Regions from separate parts of the Homo sapiens genome. Here region 2 is linked to region 1. A link is a loop called in an ENCODE intact Hi-C map of the cell type or tissue named here. Cell type or tissue: GM12878. All regions are shown on one strand. Links, peaks and the distances in the headings refer to the core of each region. The heading gives the core; the rest is flanking DNA. Region 1 has its middle 120 kb from the start of LINC00158. Region 2 overlaps LINC01692 (long intergenic non-protein coding RNA 1692).

What was found. A loop is a pair of places that touch in the nucleus more often than their neighbours do. Peaks named below come from ENCODE experiments on the same cell type or tissue, not always from the same donor. Only the 100,000 strongest peaks of a DNase experiment are listed, where the experiment ranks them.
Region 2: a loop joins it to region 1, with 3 times the contacts of the local background. A loop is called at or near these places in 3 of 110 quality-filtered maps.

Annotation. Positions count from the first base shown.
Region 1 is chr21:25,308,994-25,320,189 of GRCh38, reverse strand. No RefSeq gene overlaps it. Among named protein-coding and RNA genes, the nearest start is that of LINC00158, 120 kb to the left of the region's middle. In GM12878, for the core only: a CTCF peak has its summit at 6,120 (motif pointing right); no DNase peak of the experiment used is centred there.
Region 2 is chr21:25,035,530-25,046,725 of GRCh38, reverse strand. All of the region lies in intron 3 of LINC01692 (long intergenic non-protein coding RNA 1692), which reads right to left. Among named protein-coding and RNA genes, the nearest start is that of LINC01692, 200 kb to the right of the region's middle. In GM12878, for the core only: a CTCF peak has its summit at 6,777 (motif pointing right); a DNase peak (open chromatin) is centred at 6,765; H3K4me3 peaks cover 482 bases; H3K27ac peaks cover 227 bases.

The DNA of each region.
Region 1 (11,196 bases), core at 1,210-9,209:
CTTTTGGTTGAAGTATATGAAAAATCTAGTCTTACACAGATGAGTTTTAGAAAAGGGAGAATTATTTTATTAGTCTTCTCAGATAATTGTTGATGTTTTCTTGATACACCATCAAAACATAATGTCTTTAGTGTTTTAAAGGTTAGTTGTAGCAGAATCTGAAATCAAGTCAATAAACTTTGTATACTCCTGGCTTAAAATGTATTGGTTTCTATTGCCCTTTGAATGTGTCTTATACCCCTACATGATTTTGTAAGATTATGCATTGATTATTGGAAAATATTGGTTCCTGAGTTATGCAGAGCTTCCGAATTTTGCTGTATCTTATTATACAATATAAAAATCATATTTATTCATGTATAATAAATCTCATCACAAAAGTAAGTATTGTGAGATAGCCAAGCTCATTGCCATATGGATATAAGTTTTCCACAATTCTAATTTTTGCTTAAAAGTGGAATTTCATCATTGGTAACAAATACTGTAAGTTGTTTTCCATGAAATGACAGTCTCACCTTGTTCATGTTCAAGAAAATGTCACCAAATCTCCAGTTATTAGTAAATGTAGGTTGTCATTGTTCTTTTAAGCAAACATGGTATTCGATTCAAAAGGCAGCTGGTTTAGTTTGCACCCTAAACAACTGCCACCTGCTTTTCTTGGTGACACCATCACACTTTAGTATGAGTAGGAATGCTTTCTGTGTACTTCTCAGTTATTACACAAAATTTCTCAAAGGACCTCAACTCAAGGTTGAGACAGTATTTTCTACTACATCATCAACAACGTTATTAAGTAAAACTGGCTTTTAAAATTTCTATGAACTTAACTAATATATTTTCAATGACATATACAATGAATGTTATTACACTTACTGCTACTTCCTGGATTCACGGTAAGACAACAGCAGTTTTACCCACCCCCTCCGCCATTGCTTTTGCATCATTAGTGCAAATGTCCACACAGTAAAAAAGGCAAATGATATGTTAGTATTATTGTGAAAACAGTTTTAACTTCATGGACCCTCTGAAGGGATCTCAGGGAACCCCAGGGCGCCATAGAACACAGCTTAAAAACTGCTATTCTAAACCATGTAAACAACTATCAATATAAAGTTTAAGTTTTGTTTTATTTGCTTATAAGGCAGAGAGAAACTAGATGTTTCATAGAGTTCTGAGACTTCTGTGTACACACACGAAGAGGAAGAAGAGTAAGGGTGTCTTTGTTGATTAATTTCCCAACAATGACATCTATATCCAGGGAAATGAGATCATAAACACTTGGATAATAATGTCAGACATCAAATCATTATAATAGCACAGCCTTATTTGACTTATGTTTTTGTAAAATTATTCACATTAATAAGAACTGGGCACTTAAATACTCTAAGAAACAAAATATTGGGTGAAAATACGTATAAAGAAAATACAAATAATAGTGGGAGAAACACAGTTTGAGTTTTTCCACATTCAAGCTGCTTTGTCAGGTTGGCTCCCACAGTGAAAATGACATGGAGAAGAATCCTCAATTGACCGAACGTGTCCCAGGTGTGATTATATGGCATGGAGTCCCAAACAACGTGTAACGAATATCTACATGAGGAAGAAATAAATCTTTGTTATATTAAGCCCCTCAAAAAAAAAAAAAGAAGAAAGAAAATGCAAGCAAATAATTTAAAAAGATATCAGCTATAAAAAGCATTTCCTCAAAAATGTAAATAATTTTTCTGTCATTTCCTCATGCATCCTGAAATGTATGATGAGAGTTTTCTGATAATCAGAGAATCATGGAACCGAAAGGCAGGAAGTAGCTATCAAGGTTATCTTGTCCAAACAATGCTAAGTTGCTTGAGTCCCAGTATGTTACCCCTTCCAAATGGTATTCTTATTCATGTTCATTACTTTCTGCTGTGATCACTTCACTACCAGTTTATTTTCACAGTGAATGCATTGCTAATACTGCCATCACTATCTTGTTCTAATGCTCATCTTATATATGGAAATATCTTGAACTATGATTATCTTGGATGGGGGTGCTAAATCAGATTTTAAAAAGTCATTTATAAGAAGCTGTTTTTCTTGAACTCTCTTTAAGTGTCTTCATTGCCTCAACAAGTTTGGAGTTTGTAATCAGGCATTCCAACTATATGGCTGACCCAGAAAAACTGACTTTGATTTAAATTGCTTTAATAATAACAGTTCTTGCACAAAAGAGAGCATGTAATATTGTTCTTCCACTTAAGTCACAGGAAATTTCACAGTCAGCATTGATGGTATTTTCTGAGACCAGCTTTAAATTCATGACATTTTGGCAAGTGGAACAATATGATATTCACTGTTCTAGAAATATATACTAAGATGGATGTCACCAAACCACCAATATTCCCTCAAGTTGAAACCCTTTTTGACACTTTGTGTGAGACTGTCATTGTTATTTTCATCTTTCAGTCAAAGCTTTCACCCTTACTGAAACAAGTTATGAGTTTTCAAAGTTAAAAAAAAAAACCCAAACCTCATAAAATATTTGCAGGTAATGTGCAGCAATAGCAGTCTGAATTTTGATAAATAAATTATATTTTTCTTTAAAAATGAATTATTCTCACAGGAAACAACATTGACAAAAGAAATGCCTCCCCATCTTGTGGGTCCAGGAAATCATAACATACCATGGGGCTAAAACCACCACAAGAAGAATTTAGAAATATTATAGTGAATTAAATATAAGTCTCTTCCAAACAGTCTGAAATAGGAACAGCACTTTCTCCAAAATAATCATGCTCTGAACTGTTTATTATTAGAAAATGCGAATTAAAATCAAAGCAATACATATAATAAAACCTATTCTGATATATTAAAGATGGCATTATATGCAACTTGTTTCTAGGTTTATTTAATAACAATTATCTTTCTCTTCTGTCTTTCTTATGTCCCCACATCCATCTATTACGAAAACATCAGGCCGGGGGCGGTGGCTCATGCCTGTAATCCCAGCACTTTGGGAGGCTGAGGCAGGTGGATCACCTAAGGTCAGGAGTTCGAGACCAGCCTGGCCAACGTGATGAAACCTTGTCTCTACTAAAAATACAAAAATTAGCCAGGCATGGCGGCGGGCGCCTGTAATCCCAGCTACTCGGGAGGCTGAGGCAGGAGAATTGCTTGAACCCAGGAGGCAAAGGTTGCAGTGAGCCGAGATCGTGCCATTGCACTCCACCCTGGGAGAAAAGAATGAAACTCCATCTCAAAAAAAAAAAAAAAAAAAAAAAAAAAAGACATCAAATGCCAGGTCTGAGATTCTGTATGTCTTACTTGGATAAAGAATGAGTTAGTGAAGTAAATAACCATGCCATCTTGCTTCTTCTACCCTGGAAGCTTATCTGGTTCTAGATTATCTCTGTGATTTCCTTTTCAAATTAGGATGGGTCATGGGAGTGAAATTACCTACAGATGTGGCCTAGAGGAGCCTCATAGCATTTTTATATTTCAAGAAATGTGTGGGAACTGGGTTCTGGATTTAGCTTTCTTCTCAGCACAGAGCCACCTCTGGATGAAACCACAGAACGAATTCAGGTTTTCTAGAAGACTTTGGACTAGGGTTGCCAGGTAAAATACAGGACCCCTGGTTATATTTGTATTATGGATAAATAGGGAATACTTTTTTTCCTGTAGAAAGTATGTCCTAAATATTTCATGGGACTTACTTGTCCTAAGCATTATTTGCTGTTTATCTGCAATTCAAATTTCACTGTGTATCCCCCCTTCCTCACCTCACCCCTTGAATCTGGCTAGGCCATTCTGGGCTGAAGGCGTCTTCGTGCTGAACTGGATCTTGGTACTGAAATAGACTACCTGAGAAGGGTCATACAATCTAACAAGTGTAGACACTGCCTTAGTGTTATGTAGGGATACGGGAAAAACACTACATCGGTGATACCCGAGGCTGGCTGTGGCCCACTGGCGTTAAGCTTGAGATTAGTTGAAAACTAAATTTGAGTTTTATGCTGGAAACCACCTGAAACTTCACCCAACTTTAATTGTTTATAATAAAAAAAACAGATTATAGATAATACCAAATACTTATTTGAAATGCCAGAATTACCTTATACTATACAACAGCTTTGGCTAAAGAGTTTGAGACATTTGTGAATATGCTGGGACTTGGTGGGAAGAACATGATGCATAAAGTGAGAATAAGGTTTTGAAATTTAACAGGCAAGCATCTTAGTATTCCTGAGTCTTGTATTTCACATCTATGAAGTGAGGATAGTTTAACTCTACCTTATAGTATGATGTTGAGAATTAAATTAAACAATATAGTTGAGAAGCTTGTTTGGTGCCTTCTTCTTCCTTATGAATGGAAATTTTGATGTTAGATATCAAAGTCTTGTTGATTCAAGTTAGCCACACAGAAATTTGGACTGTTAAGGGTCTACCCTCTTCTATCTTTTTCCTGCAACTCCTCAGACAGACTGACTCAAAGTTATCTTTTACCTTAAACACCATTTAGTATTGTTAAAGTCTGACTGCTTTGTTGGAGTGGGCTGGTTGCTGTTATCACGGCTCAGGAATTGTGTAGAAGTTGATGGTTTGGAAAAATGACTTTTTGACAATCAAGAATGTCAAAGAAGCCATTTATTGATGCAAAATAACTGACAGTGATTTTTATTTAATGTGAAAGGGTTATCCTACTTATAAAAATGCTTTGTGTGTCACTGACCCCATAATTCAGCATTTCTAAGATTAGGACATACTTATTATTTTATAAGAATTTTATCTTCTCATGAATATGTGATGGAGGGAGACTGTGTGTAGTTGCTGTAGGGTAGTGCTTTGTGTTAATAGGATTTATTGTTATTCATATATAGTAATGTTAACAGATCAGTAGACAACTGCCATTGAAAAGGTAGTTTGTTATACCTGCAGATTCCCAGACCAGGGGGCACACTCTGCCATGAAGGACCACACAAGGAGGTACCAGGGTGGGCACAGGTGATATAAGTCTTTATTATGGTTTCTGTGGGAAGGAATAGGTGAGGCAGAACAATCAGGTCTATGATTGTTTAGGTTGGATATTTTCAGAGGGGCTCTGGGTCATAGGAGTTTGCCATAGTTGTCTGGTACCTGGCCATGGAGTGATTTGGTTTTCATTTAAAAATTGTGCTCACTTTTGAAAGATGAGTTGTTTACCATCTCCAGGAATTGGCTAATCCTGGAAGGAAGGAGTCGTCCTTGTAGGGTCAGCAAGGCAAGCAGATATCAAAGCATCAGAAAATAAAAGAAATGGTTAATTGATGAAGAGAGTGTGGACATTGAAATCATAGCTAAATATCTCGGTTTTGCTAGATTTTTGAAAATGCTTTTTAAAAGAGACCTTATATTTAGAGACACATACTGAAATATTTATAAATGTCTGTGATTTGCTCTGAAATAATCTGGAGTGGAGTGAGGAGTGGGCATGGAAAATGCTTTTATATTCCCTTGTGTTCTAAAAATAATCTAAGATGATGATCTGCCATCAATGGTTCACAACCTTTCGATAATTATATAAGTTTTATGAGTCTCATTTTTCCCACTCCTCAGATGAGAATAATAGTATTTCTCTCACAGATAGTGTATGAGAGGAGACTAAAATGTGAAAAAATTGATATTACTAATGGGTGGTCTTTGGCAATGTGTTGTGTCTTGATGTCTGATGTGTCTGTGTCTAGTTATAAACTGAAGCAAGTCATAAACAAGGAACTGATTCAACAAGCATCCAACTCAGAAACAGTACTCCAGTCTGGGTCATTGATAATGTCACCATGTATTTTCGCTTTTATTTTCTTTCTTTGTGGTGATGATTTCTTTCTTTTTAATTAAAAGTTCAACCATTTCAGTTATAATACAAGTAGTAATTTCAAACTCTTTGCACTCTTTTAAAGTTTATGGATATGCATTTTTGATGAATCACTTTTTTTTTCTATGAGGAGCTACAGATACTAATGTGTGATAGTATTACTGAGATAGCGAGTCACATAGGAAAAATATTTCCTGAAAAGGAAGTATCGTAATAGGAAAATACCCATGTGGGAAGAAATCAGAAACCAATGTAAATGTAAAACATTTTTTGAGGATCAGCAGGGGGCACTAAGATTCCACAGGAAAAACATCCCTGTACCCTTCATAAACGATTTTTCTTTTGCTTTAACTCCAAATTGATAACACCATAAACTCTATGCTTTTTTATCTTTATTATAGCTGATAGTGTATCTTTTCTTTTTAACCCTCAAAATGTAGGTGCACTTAACACATCTTTTTATCTACCAATTTAAAAAACTTCTGATTCCCTTATCTGCATTCTGGTTTGCTTCTCATTCAGCATTCACATCCAATGCTATTTTCCTCCCTTTGACAAACATAGAGTAATTAGAATTTTTCACAGACAAGTGATTACCTAATAAATGACCTTCTGCAGGCAGCTCTATTAAAATGGAGCAAAAACGATGTTTACTACAAGCGGTGGCCAAGAAGTAAGGTGCAGGGACAAGACAAGCTCTGCATAACCAAAAGCTTCTTCAGCTCTAAGAATAATGAAAGCATTTACTGAACTAGCAGATCTGTACTAAAAATAATTATAAGCCAGACAGAATGCTAAACCATAAACACAAATTATGATTGGCTATTGCAACAGTTCATTAATTCCATGGAAGTCCAAGGATAAGTTAAGGTAATAATGCTGATGTTCACACAGGACATCAACAAGTAAGAAAAAAAATCAAAATATATAAACTAGGAGAGGATGAAAAGAATACTGATCGATTTTCATATGTCTTTGCTGATTCTAGTACATTTAAAGGGTGAGAAAAAGTATGAACTCTCAGTGGAATATCTTTGAAGATATTTTTGTGAAGATGTAATTTTTTATAAAACAAATTGCTGCAGGGATCTTGAATAGAATATTGGATATAGCCATGTATTTTTGCCTGTACTCTTATTTATATTTATAAACTACTGTTATAAAAATATAACTTAAAAATGTAGGCTTTGCTTTAGTTTATACAGACCATGGCTTTAGGCAATTTGTAGATTCCTGGTAAACAACTTTAGATCACAAAACTTTAGACCTGTGAGGGGCTTTGTCAGTAATCTCAGCCAATCCTGTGACTTCTTACAAGTGAAAACTGTAGGTATAGAAAGATCACTCAGAAAGCTTATAACCTGAGCTAGTCAACAGGTAGCTGAACAAAATTATAGGTTTCCTGACTGTAGTCCAGTCTTCGCCATGCTTTCTTTCTTTTTTTTCCTCTTACATATTTTATTTATTTTTAAAATGGACAAATAAAAATACTTTTGTACAGAATGATGTTTTGAAATATGTATACACTGTGGAATGGCTAAATTGAGCTAATAACATATGTATTACCTCACATATGTTTTTTGTTGAGAACACTTAAAATCCACTCTCTTTGTGCTTTTCAAGAATACAATACATTATTAACTATAGTCACCGTGTTGTTCAATAGATCTTGAACTTATTCTTCTTACCTAACTGACATTTTGTATCCTTTGGCCAATATGATCCCCTAACCTCTGCTTCTATGAGTTCAACTTTTTTAGATTCTACATAAGTGAGATCATGCCGTATTTGTCTTTCTGTGCCTGGCTTATTTCACTTAACATAATATCCTTTAGGTTTATCCATGTTATTGCAAATGACAGGATTTCCTTTTTTTAAAAACAACTAAAGAGTATTTCATTATGTATATATACCATATATTCTTTATCTATTTATTGGACCCTTATGTTGATTCTGTATTTGGGCTATTGTGAACAGCACTGAAATAAACATGGGAGTGCAGATATCTCTTTGGCATACTAACTTCACTTCTTTTGGATATACATTCAGTAGCGGGGTTGCTGAATCATATGGTGGTTCTATTTTTAAGTTTTTGAGGAGCTTTGTATTGTTTTCTGTAATAGCTCTATTTATTTACAGTCTCACCAACAGTGTGCAGTGATTTCTGTTTCTCCACATCTTTGTCAACACTTGTCTTTCATCTTTTTGATAATAGCCATTCTAAGTAGGTTGACGCGATATTTCACTGTGATTTTGATTTGCATTTCTCTGATGAATAGTGATGTTGAACACTTTTTCATCTATCTGTTGGCCATTTGCATGCTCTCTTTTGAAAAATGTCTATTCAGGTTCTTTGCCCATTTTAAAATCAGATTGTTTTCTCGCTATTGAGTTGTTTGAGTTCCTTATATACATTGGATGTAATTATCAGATACACAGTTTGCAGTTATTTTCTCCCATTCCATAGGTTGTCTCTTCACTCTGTTGTTTATTTCCTTAGCTGTATAAGTTTTTAGTTTGATATTTTCCCATTTGTCTATTTTCACTTTTGTTGCCTGTGCTTTTAAAAGGGGATGTATTAAAAAAATATCAGCACTCAGACCAAAGTCATGGAGCTTTTCCTCTATGGTTTCTTCTAGTAGTTTTATAGTTTCCAGTTTTAAGTCTTTAATCCATTTTGAGTAGATTTTTAAAAATATGTTGAGTTGATTTTTGCATAAGGATCTAATTTCATCCTTCTACGTATAGATAACCAGTTTTCCCAGCACCAATTACTGAAGAGAAGCTATTCTTTACTTATTGTGTGTTCTTGGTAACTTTGTCAAAAATCAGTTGACTATAAATGTAAGGACATATTTCCAGGCTCTCCATTCTGTTTTATTAACAGATGTTTCTGTTTTTATACCAGTACCCTGTTGTTTTGATAAATATGGCTTTGTAGTATATTTTGAAATCAGGCAGTGTGATGCATTAAACTTTGTTCTTTTTGCTTAAGATTGCTTTGGGTATTCTGGGTCATTTCTGGTTACATATGAATTTTAGAAGTTTTTTTGTACTTCTGTGAAAAATGTCATTGGAATTTTGATAGGAATTGTGTTAAATCTGTAGATTGTTTTGAGTAGTATGAACATTTAACAATATTAATTATTCCAATCTGTAAATATGCAATATTTTTCCATTTATTTGCATCTTCTTCAATTTCTTTCATCAACAGTTTTTAGTTTTATAGTTTATTAGTTTATAATTTAATAGTTTCATAGTTTTCCTTCAGAGGTCTTTCACCTCTTTAAATTTATTCCTGAGTATTTTATTTTTTATTTCTTCCTATCTATTGTAAATGAGTTTGTTTTCTTGTTTTTGGATAGTTCATTGTGAATATATAGAAACACTACTGATTTTTGTAAGTTGATTTTGTATCCTGCAACTTTATTGAATGCATATTTTAGTTCTCACAGTTATTTGGTGCAATCTTTAGGGCTTTCCACATATAAGATTATGGTCATTTGCGAACAGGGACAATTTAACTTCTCCCTTTCCAATTTGGATGCCCTTTATTTCTGTCACTTGTCTAATTGCTCTGGCTAGGACTTCCAGTACTATGTTGAATAGAAATGATAAGTGGGCATTCTTGCCTTGTTCCCAATCTTAAAGAAAAAACGTTTAGCTTTTCACCATTGAGTATGATGTTAGCTGTGAGTTTGCCAAATACGGCCTTTAATATTTCATTTGTGGTTATCATGAAACTTACATAAAACATAGTTATAACAGGCTATTTTAAGCTGATAATCTTAACATCTGAATGTTGATTGTATAAAATAATATTACATTTTTACTCAATCTCCCTGCATTAAATGTTTTGATTCAAAATTTACCTCTTTTTGCATTGTGTATTCCTTAACAAATTATTGTAGTTATTTTTATTTTAAATAGTTTTGTCTTTTGACCTTCACAATAAAGACATGTAATTTATACCCTACCATCACAGTATTTGAATATTCTTAATTTGACCATGTACTTATTTTTAGTAGTGATTTTTATACTTTAATATATTTTCATGTTTCTAAGTGTCCTTTCCTTTCAGCCTGAAGAAATCTCTTTAGTATTTCTTATAAGACAGGTCTGGTGGTGATGAACTCTTTGTTTTTGTTCATTTGGGAAAATGTGTGTCACTGCATTTCTCAAGAACAGCTTTGCCAGGTGCCTTACAGTTGGTGTTGGTTGGCGTTTTTCTTCCTTCAGCTATATATATATATATATATACACACATATATATATATCACTGGCCTTATTGGAACTCCTTATATGTCATTTGCTTTTTTTCTCTTACTGTATTCAGGTTCCTCTCCTTGTCTTTGATATTTGACAGTTTGATTATAATATATGTTTGTGTATTCCTGTTTGGAATTAATCTGATAGAAGACTTTTGAATTTTCTATAGTTGGATATGTATATGCTTCCCATATTTGGAAAGTTTATGCTATTATTTCTTTAAATAAGCTTTCTTCTATTTATCTCTGCTTTGTCTTCTTCACAAACTTCTATCTCTCAAATATTTCCGCTTTTGATGCTGTTTCATAAATCCAAGAAGTTTTCTTCATTCCTTTTTTCTTTTTTTGACTATATTTTAAATATACTGTCTTCTAGTTTAGAGTTTATTTCTCCTGCTTGACCAGTTCTGCTATTGATGATCTCTATTGTAATTTTCATTTCACTCATTGTATTTTTCACCTCCAGAATTTCTGTTTGATTTTTAAAATAATTTTAATTTCTTTTGAAAGTTCCTCACTTTGGTCATTTATTTTATTGCTAAGTTTATTAAATTATTTCTCTGTATTTTCTTAAAGGTCACTGAAATTCTTTAAAACATTATTTTAAGTTCTTTGTCAGGCAGTATTTATATCCCCATTTCTTTGGGGATCAGCTACTGGAAGATTATGATGTTATTTTGGCAGTGTTTGTTGTTGTTGTTGTTGTGTTTTTTATGTTTCTTATTGTCTTATGAAGTCTGTACATTTGAAGAAGTAGAGACTTATTTCAATCTTTGCAGACTGGCTTTGTTAGGGGAAGCCCTTCACAAGGCATGTTGTAGGCAGGCTTGAGTCTGCTAGTCCTTGGGCAGGCTGGACTGATACCTGGGTTAGCAGATAGACAGGCCTGCCACCTGTGTTCATTGGGGTGGATCTGGAGTTTGATTTCACTAGGTTGGACTTGTTGACTGGGTTCCCAGGGCTGGTGGTGGAGTCTGTATCCATGGGGGCTGGCCTGAAACCTGGGTCCACATTGCTTGAACTGGCACTAGGGTAGTCCTTGAGCCTGAGTCTGCAAGGGCCAGCCAGACACTGAGATGAGCATGGCACCTGGGTTCA
Region 2 (11,196 bases), core at 2,233-10,232, 270 kb after region 1:
GTAACTCTCAATATCTTTTCTCAGCAAGGGAGAATAACATCTCCATAGAAATTTAAAGATGACTCTCCAAACCTAGACGAAATAATAAATAAGTAAAATAAATAAAAAAATAAAAACTCTACCAGGAAGGCAATGCAGTCTCCCAGAGAGGCCAAATACCTGTGCTCCTCAGAGAAAGCATATCATGGATGCTCAGGGGTGATTAAAAGCTATTTAAATGGGATTTTTTTCCCCCAAGATTCTGGAAGTTTCCTTTTAACAGATATTTTAAGTGAGTTATTCATCTGTTCGGATTCCACTGGGCACTTCATACTGGTCTTTATACACCTTCTCTGATGAAGGTCTGTTCCTGACCATCTCGGTCAAATCCCGGGGTGATCTTGATAAGGATTCTGTTTAAGTAGAAGATCCTCCTTGCTCCCAAAGAATCACTGTTTAATTTCAGTCAGTCCCCATAGGGAGTGGAACACATTTGCACAAAAAGTATGTTAAGAGAGTGAGCATTTTTTTTTGGTTTCACATAATCAAATCTCTCTTTTTAATTATCTCCTTTTACATCACTATCCCAGGCTGAAGCCACTCACGTCCCTTTTACTTCTACAATGACAAGGCTGCCTGGTCTGCCATTCACTGGAGACAAAAAGTGTTCCATTAGACAGGAAAGAAATTGAAGTTTTACTTTTATTTCAACAGGATACTAATATCCTAGGCCCTTTTCATTTTCTTCTTCCTTTTTTCTAGTTGAAGCATTGCAGGATGAATGCATAGCTATGAATAAATACTTAAAGCCATTCCATTTATAGAAGTGTATTTTTCAATGAGAAAGTGAAAGCCGAATTCTTTAATTTAATTTGACAAACACTTCCTCACCTAAAAGTGTGTATGTATTTTGTACTTATTTTTTGCTATCTGAAGATGAGAAGCGAGAGATGAGGTATATAGATGAGAGGATTATCAACGAGCAAGGCCAACAGGATCAGAAAAATAATGTACAGTATATGATAAGCATAATCCTATCAGAAGTGTGAAAGGAAATGGTAATAATGAGTATACTCATTTTCTCATTAGCTCCTAGACTTTTCTATCTCAATTTGAACTAGAACTTTAGGCTCACTATGTGCAAATCCTTACTCATATTGTATTTTCATATTATATTTTTTCCTGCTTCTCCTCTCTTCAGTCTTGCAATCTGACTTGCCCTTTACTTTGTATTTATTTCCTGCTTTCCTAGATTAATAGCATCAACATCTGCTTAGCATCTCAGTTAGAAATCACAAAATTGTCTGCAATTCTTCCATGTTCCACATCTTGGAGTGTCATTCATAACCATGACACTCACTACTCTAGCGGGTCAGATATATCCATCTCTTCCACTCCATTGGCTCTGCCCAATTTTCTATTTAGATGCTCATAAACTCTTCACTGTGCTATAACATAGTTTCTGGCTGCCAGCATCTCCTCAATCTGCACTGTCATGAGAGTTATTTTCCAAGACTGTATCTATACCCAATCAAGCCACTGAGTTAACAAACTAACTGTTCCCTGAATTTTATGACATAAAAACTTGAATTCTCTTTCTGATATATGTAAAAGACTATTCAAATCCTGTGAGGCTGACAATTTATAGTTCTCATTTCTCCACGTCATACTCCTTTGAATTTTGCAATGTAGTACCCATCTTTATGTGTCACTATTTATGAATTGCTTTTGCTGTTTAATTTCTCTTTGTTAATATCATATGTATTCCTGTCTCCAAAATAGCATCTGTTCCACATTTGGTATCATTTATCTTGAATTTAAAGAAATATGTAAAGCACCTTCTATGCTGATTCTTTTCCAGAAATAAGAAAATATTCTCCTGCCTATAAGTTGTGCCCACCCTGATACCAATCTTTTCTAGCAACATTTTTTTATAGGTGAACTATCAGATTTTTAAAGATACCATACCATTTTAAAATCTTACATTTTTCAAGACAAAACTAATTATTTGCTCTTTGAAAATTCTTTATAATATGTCAAGTTCTGTCCTGCAGTATACATAAATGTTCTACATTTATTTAAATGTAAGAATCTCTGAGGATCTGCATTGTTCTTTTTAGACTTGTGAATCTTTTATGAATTTTTGAAAATTTCATTATAAACCGACATTATATTCCTGAAAGGGCCATGACTGTTTCTGGACATCAAATTCTTAAATATTCTAAGGAGCCAGAGGCAATAGGTTTCTAACAGGCTTTCAGAGTTGTTTTTATTATGATCATTGTTCAACATTCTTGACTTAATTTCAACCTATTTTCCTTTAAAATGATTATTCTTAGTTCCTGCAAATATTCTCTTTGTCATTTGGGCTATATTTCCTGTATTCCACTGTGGTGTTTTGATAAATCTAATAATCTTTCTTCTTAACTGACACTGCAGGGTTTTAAGTTTATCACTTGATTGACATATAATTGCAATGCTTATTTCCTGAATCCCTAATTCCAGCCGTCTGGCTTAAGTACAGTTTTGCTCATTGTTGTATTAGAATAAAATATTTCTCATATTTTGTTTATGTTTCTAAGGCAGTCAACATATTCTCTGCCATGAGAAAATAACATATCTTCTTTTAATCCACTCCTATCTACTCCTGTCCCCCTTTGTTTGAACTGTTTCCATGTCTACAGTGGGACCTTTTTTCTTTACACAAATAGCAATTCAATATTCTGTGCTATAGCTTTTCAATTATACAGACTGTGATGGGCTAAATTGTGTCCCCTGAAAATTCATATGTTGAAGCCATAATCCCCCAGTACCTGAGAATGTGCCAGTATTTAGAGGCAGGGCCTTTAAAGAGATAATTATGTTAAAATGAGATTACTAGGGAGGGCCCTAAACCAAACTGACTGGTGTTCTCCCAAGAAGAGATTTGGACACACACAGAGACATCAGAAGTGTGTGTGCACAGAGGAAAAACCATGAGAAGAGGCAGCAACGGCACAGTCATCCGCAAACCAAGGAGAGGGACTCAGCAGAAACCAGCCCTTCCAACACCTTCATCTCAGACTTCCAGCCTCTAGAATTATAAATTCCTGTTGGTTAAGCCACCCAGTCTGCAATATTTTGTCATGGAAGCCCGAGCAAACTAATGCATAGATAAATAAATTACCTGTAAAAACACATGACACAATAATTAAATGTACATACAACAAACTAATTATATGTAAATATTTTGTGATAAATCGGAAGAAAAGATAGGAGAAATGTTCAACCTGGTTATGTTGTCTGTAAGCCCCTGGGCTTCTGCTGTTAGTGCTTCTATTGAAACTATGTTATTCAAATAAATTCTGAATTCATTACCTTTAAAACCTTAGTTAATGCAGGGATAAATGGAAAATATAAACTCGATTTCTGAGGAAAGATTACGAGCACTCTTATGTTAGTTATGTTTATTGAAAAAGAAAAATGGTTTAAAGAAAAAGGTTATTGAAAAGGAGAATTAGTATCTCCCTACAGATCATTTTTATTCATGTGAGGGAACACGGTAGTCAGGGCGAACACACCTGATCTTGAATTTCAACCATGCTACATCCTCTTTGGAAGACACTGGAAAAGAGCTTGGCCTCGCTGCCTGGATCATAATACTCAGGAGTATCTTTTCTTTGTACATAAAGAAACCTTTTAATACCTCACAGGCTTTTTGTTAGGATTACATGTATGCAGCATGTATGCACCATAACCTAATAGAGTATTTAACACACGCAAGCCATCAGTCTGCTTGCTGGTAGAGATATCATCTTTAAAAAACTCAGTATATGCATTAAGAGAAGTCCCTAGTGGGTGTCCTTAGAAAGATTTTGAGGCAGTTTAAAGGTGGAGAAACATTGTCTTCAAATACATAGTTAAATGACTTAATTTAAAAAAGATTTAAAAGAAAAGTTCAAAACTATGTACATCAGACAATTCATAATAAGTTGTGGATTTGCTATACTTATGATCCGTTATGCCACTTGTTCTTTTTGACACATTTATCTATTCCGTTGACTTTAATCAGACAATGGCAACTCCCTCTTTGTCCTCATATTATTGCCTTGGACTTTTCTAAAATTTCAATGAGGAAGACTACTTTAATCTTAGGAAATCGATAGCTCTACAACTGAGAAAGTCAACATTTAATTGGGTTGTATGTATCAGAGGATAAGTTTATTTTATAGAAAGAAGAAAAGTTATCAAGCTTAGTTATCAGAAATGAAGTTAATTAGTAAATTTCAGAGGTACTTTGGTAATTACTGATTTTAAAAAGAGAAATAAATGGACCCAGGGGAGAGAAAAAAGAAAGAGAAAGAGAGGGAGAGAGAGGGGGAGAGATAGAGGAAGAGAAAGAGAGAGAGATTGGACACAAGCAGAATTATGGAAATTTTATCATTCTTTTGACCACTGGAGTAAGATGAATTAAGTAAGACCACAAGGGAAATTAAGTTAGTAAAAGTCAGGTGTCACCTAAGGCTGGAGTTGTGTCAATGCCACTCCTTGTACCACCACCAACACCCTTACCATAAGGTGATTACAGTTAAATGAGAAAAACAAATGCAAATAGAATAAACAGCAACTAGAGGAGATGATATAAGTGGTCTAATGGGCACCCTTTGTAAAAAGTCCTGAGGAGGGGTCTAGAAGGGGTCTGTGCCATAAATAAAAGTGAGTTTATGAAATTAAAAAGAAAGCCTCCCTTGGATATAGAAAGATTGCCATGTGCTTGAGAGAGCTTCTGGTTAAAGCTCAAGCCTCGTGCTTCTCCCAGTGAGTTGCACTGAAGTCAGTGTAATCAATCAGTCATGTTGTGTGTACTCGTGGAGTCTTTAATCTTTCAGCATCACAGGCTGGGAGGAATGTTCGGGTACAAAATGGCAGAATCTCATCCTTCTGAGCATCTGTGTAAGGAGATTTGGAGAATTCATAGCAATTGCAGCTCCTTTGATTCAGCCTGGTCTCTGCCTTTGCTCTTGCCCAGGAAACCAGTTTTTATCCACAACCAGAGGGAGGCAATAGAGAAGGAAGATCCCCATAATGATTTGCATTGTGTATATTTTGAAAATGACTTTATTAAAAAACAATTGTAGAAAGCATTCTAGTTTTGTAAAAGGGAGAATAAATATGTATATGCATTTTCAGATCAATTTTATTACTTCATGCTTATGAAATTACATGATAACTGCCCTGCTTAGAGAAATAGTAAAATGTTGACATTGATGATCTTTAAATATAGATATGCCAATTTAGGAAGCTAAGTTTCTTGTGTTGACTGACGAATTAACATGGAATTCTGGGTTTTCTAGAGTGTGTTTAATATGATACAATTAAAGTATAATACCTCTGGCTAGTGTGAAATAGAGTGGGCTGTTAGGGAACATAAGTCAGGGACTGTCATGTGAAGCCCTCAGAAACAGATGGAAGATCCTTTGCAAGCCTGGTAACCCATCAAACCTTAGATACTTGGCTTTTTTGGAGACATCTTGTTAAGGTGTTTGGTTAAATTTCAGAAAACTCCAATTCCAATCCCCTTTGTCCAGCACTGACCACTAATTTATAGTAAGAAAACTCATCTAATACTATTTTAATGAAAGGCTGAAAAAAGCAGATGGGCACAAAGAAGTAGATTGCCAATAATTCAGCAAAAGTAAAGTGGCAGTTTTCCCTTGGTGGTACACAGAAAATTTTCCAGTTACACATTGTATTGTGCCCACTCGTAGCTGCCGTTCATGCTTCGTCTTCAAGTATGCAAAATAATTATGGAAAACAGCAGCCTCACAAAAGCCACACTTATAAAGACAGGCATTAAAACTACCTTTCATTCATACTTTTGCCTTGCTGCTGTTTGGAGTTCCTTGTCTAAGAGAACTTCGAAAATCTGTTTGGGATTCCTACCATTTCTTCAAATTCCTCAGAAGAACAATTGTATTCTGGGCAATATGATTAACGTCATAAATATTTCTCGAAGTGGCTACTATTCAGAAAGCTTAAACCCAGCGTAGGTATATGAAAGATAAGCATTGTGAAATGGAGATACTCAAATGAACTCACCTAAGTACTGGTAAACCCTTTGAGTTTTTAATTTTCATCTTTTTTACTTTGCAAGATGGCTGGAAAGTATGATGAGACTAAAAATACATTTCCAAAATAGGATAGATTTGCAAAAAAAAAAAAAAATAGTGTTTTCTCAGCTACATGTTCAATCCTGCAAGATTTTCATGTTTATCTAAGTTTTCTCACATGCCTCAGTTTTGATAACTATGCTTCACATGCAGAGAAGGAAAAAATTCAGGGCTTAATATTTTGTTTCATTTGTATCTTTTCCTTTTTATTTTTTTTTTGCTTGATAAAAGTGCTTACCAAGATCAGTCATGTTTCTCTAAAGGTGAAGACAGGAGGAAATGTGTAAACAATTGGTAGAACAAACAGGAGAGTTGCTTATTTTATTCCATCAATTACGGCGTCCCAAATCATTACAACCTCTTGCCACCTGTTTCTGTCATTGTCTCCTCCCTCCTGCTTCCTCCTTCTTCGGTTCCATTGTTGGAAGGGCTACTCAAAGGTTTCAGGAAACTAATCACACTGCACTGTTTTTAACACGTCTCTGCCCTGCGAGCCTTTCAAACAATTAGTCTCTTTGCAAGTGTTCAAAGATGTAGTACATTTTGCCAAGATTGTAAACTCTCCAGATTCCTTGCTTCCTGTTCCTGATCTACATTAACCCAGTCTTTTAAGGCTTTATTTCCAGTGGCTGATGAGAACAGAGACAGAAGATGGCACTGTTGACTCATTATCAAAAAGTCAGCAATTGCTTTAGAAAAAAAAATCTTCCATGTTAGAAAAACACAGTATTATTAGAAACTGGAAGTGAGACTACATATATAATGAAACCCAATTTTTGAATATTGTAAGAGGAAATATCAATTAAAAATTAGAGAAAGTAAACTAAGCAGTGAGAAAGTCTCACTGACTTAAATTTTCAGGAAGAGCTTGTTTCATATGGAATTCAGTTCTAGTTACATGCAGCAGAGGGATAAGATGAGATACTTGGGGTTTGGTTCAACTCCACTCTCACAAACCACAAGGCATTAGACACATTACTTAACCTCTCCCTGAGTCTAAATGTCCTTATTGTAAAATGGAGATAATAATACTTATTCTGTATGATCATTTTTTGCAATGAATGAGCACATAGTAAAAGTTCATTAATGCTGCTAGAATGTAAGTCTTTGATTATCTTGTTAATAACTCTATCAACACCAAATAGCACAATACCCAACCTAGAAAAGCTGTGTAGAAATTGATTGAGTGAAAAAAACAAAACTTAACTGAATTTTGTGTTAACTTACTGATGGTACTTAAACAAGAAGCAGGGCACATGTAAAAAATAATTAATTGGTTACCAATTTGATCGTTACAGCACTTGGCTATTTCAATCTGTCCTTTTTCTTAGGGAAATTTAATTATTTCCAATTAAACTATTGAAGATGTCTCATCATTAATAGGGAAATTTTTATATAGATTTTCAGAAGCACTAGCAGACAGCTATTTTATTTAGACAGGCAGAAATTAAAGTATTGTTTTTTAATATTCTCTTCTATTTCTTATTATAATTGTAACCATTATACCATAGCCTACCTTTCCTTTGAGAAATTTAAATGGGAAAATAACATATGGTAGAATATTTTGCCCCTCTTGTTTCCCTAAAATTTAAAGCAAAGACACATTATTTGTGCTCAGTCTACACTAATTAAACATGAATATTTTACATTAAGATACATAGAAATGAAAGGCTTACTTATCCTGTAATATTTTACGTTGTCATAATATTAACTTTAAGCATCAGGAGTTATTTAGACATCATTAAATGTATACATGTTTATTTTCATAATCCCTATGTATGTGATAGAGCTATTTAGCAAAAGTCAATTTTCTCTTTTGGGGCACACAGCCAGCCTACTTTCTTGGTCTTCTTTGCATTTGGGTTTGGACATATGACTAAATTGCAGAGAATGGAATGTGCATGAAAGCAATGCATGCCGTTTCTGTATCGACTCTTGTAGGAAGAAAGTATGCTTCCTACCCCAAAAGATCTGTATTTCTTTGTACTCACTAGATGCAAATGACAGATAGACCCTAAAGGGTACAGAGCCACAAAATGGAAAGAATCTGGGTTGATGAATCTCCACATAAAGGAATTCATCCTTTGCTTAGTAACTGCTAGGTAAGTGGGAAATCAGCTTCTCTTTGTTCTATTAGTTTTTATCACCCCAAATAATATGCCTGTAAAAAATAGTGAGCTAGCAATCACAGCATAACATATGATTTACTGTCACTCTTTAGAACATTCTAGGCTAAAATAGGGACACCAAGTAATAAGTGCCTTTTGACAGAAAGGCCAGGATGCTCTGCTCATTCAGCTAATCAGCAATTCTATATAGTATACGCTCACTTTTCATTAACTTATTTTTTTAATTAAAAATACCAAATAGTAGCTCACTGAGTGTTAATATTTGGGTACATTCGCACAGATATCTGGGCTTCACCTCATTATGTTTCTACTCTATTTCCTCCATTAATCTGTCCAATGGAGGAAGGATATTTAAAATTAAAATTGATGGCATCCACTTAAACTTTCCAAAGAGTGGGGAGTGAGGGGCATAATATTTATTTCTTATTCATTACTTTTTCTTCTTCTCTCAGAGTTTAAGTGTAGCAAGAAGGGAGAATTAGAAATCCTATTACAGTATTTTTTTTTTAACCATAGAAGAAGAGGACCCAGAGAGGTGACATGTTGAGTGAAACACAATATTCAGCCTTTAAAGGTACAGACATTCTTCATAAACCTTGACAGATGCATCCAAATGTTTTTGGTGTAATTTACAGTGAGGGTCACATGCTGATTCTTTTCCATTCCCTGCTCCTCACTTCCTGCTCTGTGCCTCAGGAGAATGGTTCATGTAGATGCTGTCTTTCTGGCTTCCAGTTAGACTTAGCTAGGGGGAAGTACTTGCAGAAAGTGGATGATAGAAGGGGAGAGAGGGCAGGGTATCTCTTCTCTTGCTCACCCCCTCTTCTGCACAGGATTTTGGAAAGCCCTGATATGTTCTCTAGCACCTGGAGCTGCTGCCATGCATTCCTTTCTTGCCCTTTCAGTCTTAGGGAAGGAATGGCTTCCTTGCTTTGCCAATCCGTGAGTGTTGCTGCCTCCATTTTTGCTACCTTTAAATAGTCGAAATGGTTGACCAGCAAATGGACACCACAGCATAACCAAGTTGCCACATAAATGTAACTATAACATAAAGCCTGAGAATCTTGGGTTTAGAAATGAAGAGCCATTTCCACAAATGAAGCAAAAGAAGAGCAGGCCTTCTTTTTTTCCATGACCTATGGATAATTTTGCCTAATAATACCATCTATGTAAGAGGGCGATAAAGGAATAATAAGGTTAGAAAAAAAGCAGACCTTCTGTTAAAAATAGACCTTTTTGATAGAAATTCTTTAGCTGAGGTAACACAATGTCTTTTGTCTCAGGTATTATGGTATCCAAAATTGAGTGATAACCCATTAGGGATAGCTGAAGAAAATAGAGATCTATACTGAAGGCAAACGCTAATGTGTTTAAAGTATCCTGAGAGTGAGACCCTCTGCTTTCTGGCAGTTAGCAGAGGTTGTATGTGTTAAAGGCAGCTGGGTTTGTCATCAGTTAAAAGAAACAAGAGAACAAGAATGTGATGTATAAGGCAAGGCAAATGTTCCAGTATCACTTCCCAAAAGTATACAGCCTAAGAACAAGAAAGTCTATGGTTTTGAGTTTTGCAGGCAAAATGGACAATTTAAACAACTTCAAGAGAGCACCTTCTATAGTTTGGGGTTTATGATACAAAACCTCAGTAACTAACTAACTAACTTTGTGCTGGGTGGGGGCTTGAAATTTTTGGTGTTAGGTTTTCTAAAAGACCTTAACCTTTATGAGAGACCTATTAATATTTTAAGGCTTTAAAATGTTATTATGTTTGAGAAAAATAACTATGCAGTCTGTATGGCTATAAAGATAAACTGGAGATCAAAATGTCATTAATAGATAAAAACTCAAATTCAATTTTAGATAGATTTTTAGAACAGTGAAGGCTCTCCATAGCAGCAATAGGAAGCTATGTGAGGTGGTGAACATTTTAGTATTACGTATGGTTTAGCAGAAATAATATGGTCAGGGAAATAAATACAGGCATCGTGGTTGAACTTCATGGGATTAGGCTAGATGATGTAAAGGTCTTACCTCATTTTAAGATTTTATAATTTTAAAATTTATATTCCCCATACTGAAAAATATTATGCTTATGTATACCAGAAGGCATAAATTAACATACACTTCACGTATCTCACTATTATGATTTTTTGATATTACATATAAAGTAGGATCCATAAAGTGTAAAGTTTCAGACAGAGTTTATTTTTAGTTGCCGTACTTCTTTTCTTCATATTTGATGGCATAATTCCTATTTCAAATTATAGCCATTTAAGACTTTGCAAGGGAGTTAAGCTAGAAATTTTTCTGTTTTTAGGATACTATATGCAAACATGGAGGCTGTCAAATAAAATTTTGGAAGCTGAGAAATAAAAAAAAATTACTTTTAAACACAAGGAATCTCATGGAGTTAAAATGAGCAGTTTTGTCTCTTTCCCAGGCTTTTGGACATCACTGGGTTATAAAATTACTTTTATACTTTAAAGAGAGAAGACTGACATAGGGTTGTCGATGTTGTTTTTCAGCTACATCTATCTTAAAGAAAAGTGAATATAAAATAACTAAACTTTATTGCCACCATTTCATATAAAAGGAGAATCTTAATATATAAAACCATAATTAATTCCCTGGGTTGTATTAAAAATATTAAACAACTGATATAGTACTTGTACTAATTGGCCGATTGGCATAGACATTAGCTGCCATATTGGTAAATACCATCTAAAAATTAGCATTTGATAAATATAATCTCAGGATAAAGCACAACTTTTTATGTTTAATATTTTTGTTTTGTGAAAACTTATAATTCTGTATTTTTCTCCATTTTCCAGGATGCATAAACATCTTGGTAGACCTTAGGTCCAAGATAAAAATTTACAATGTTGATGTAAGATAACGCCGCATATCTACAACTATCTGATCTTTGACAAACCTGAGAAAAA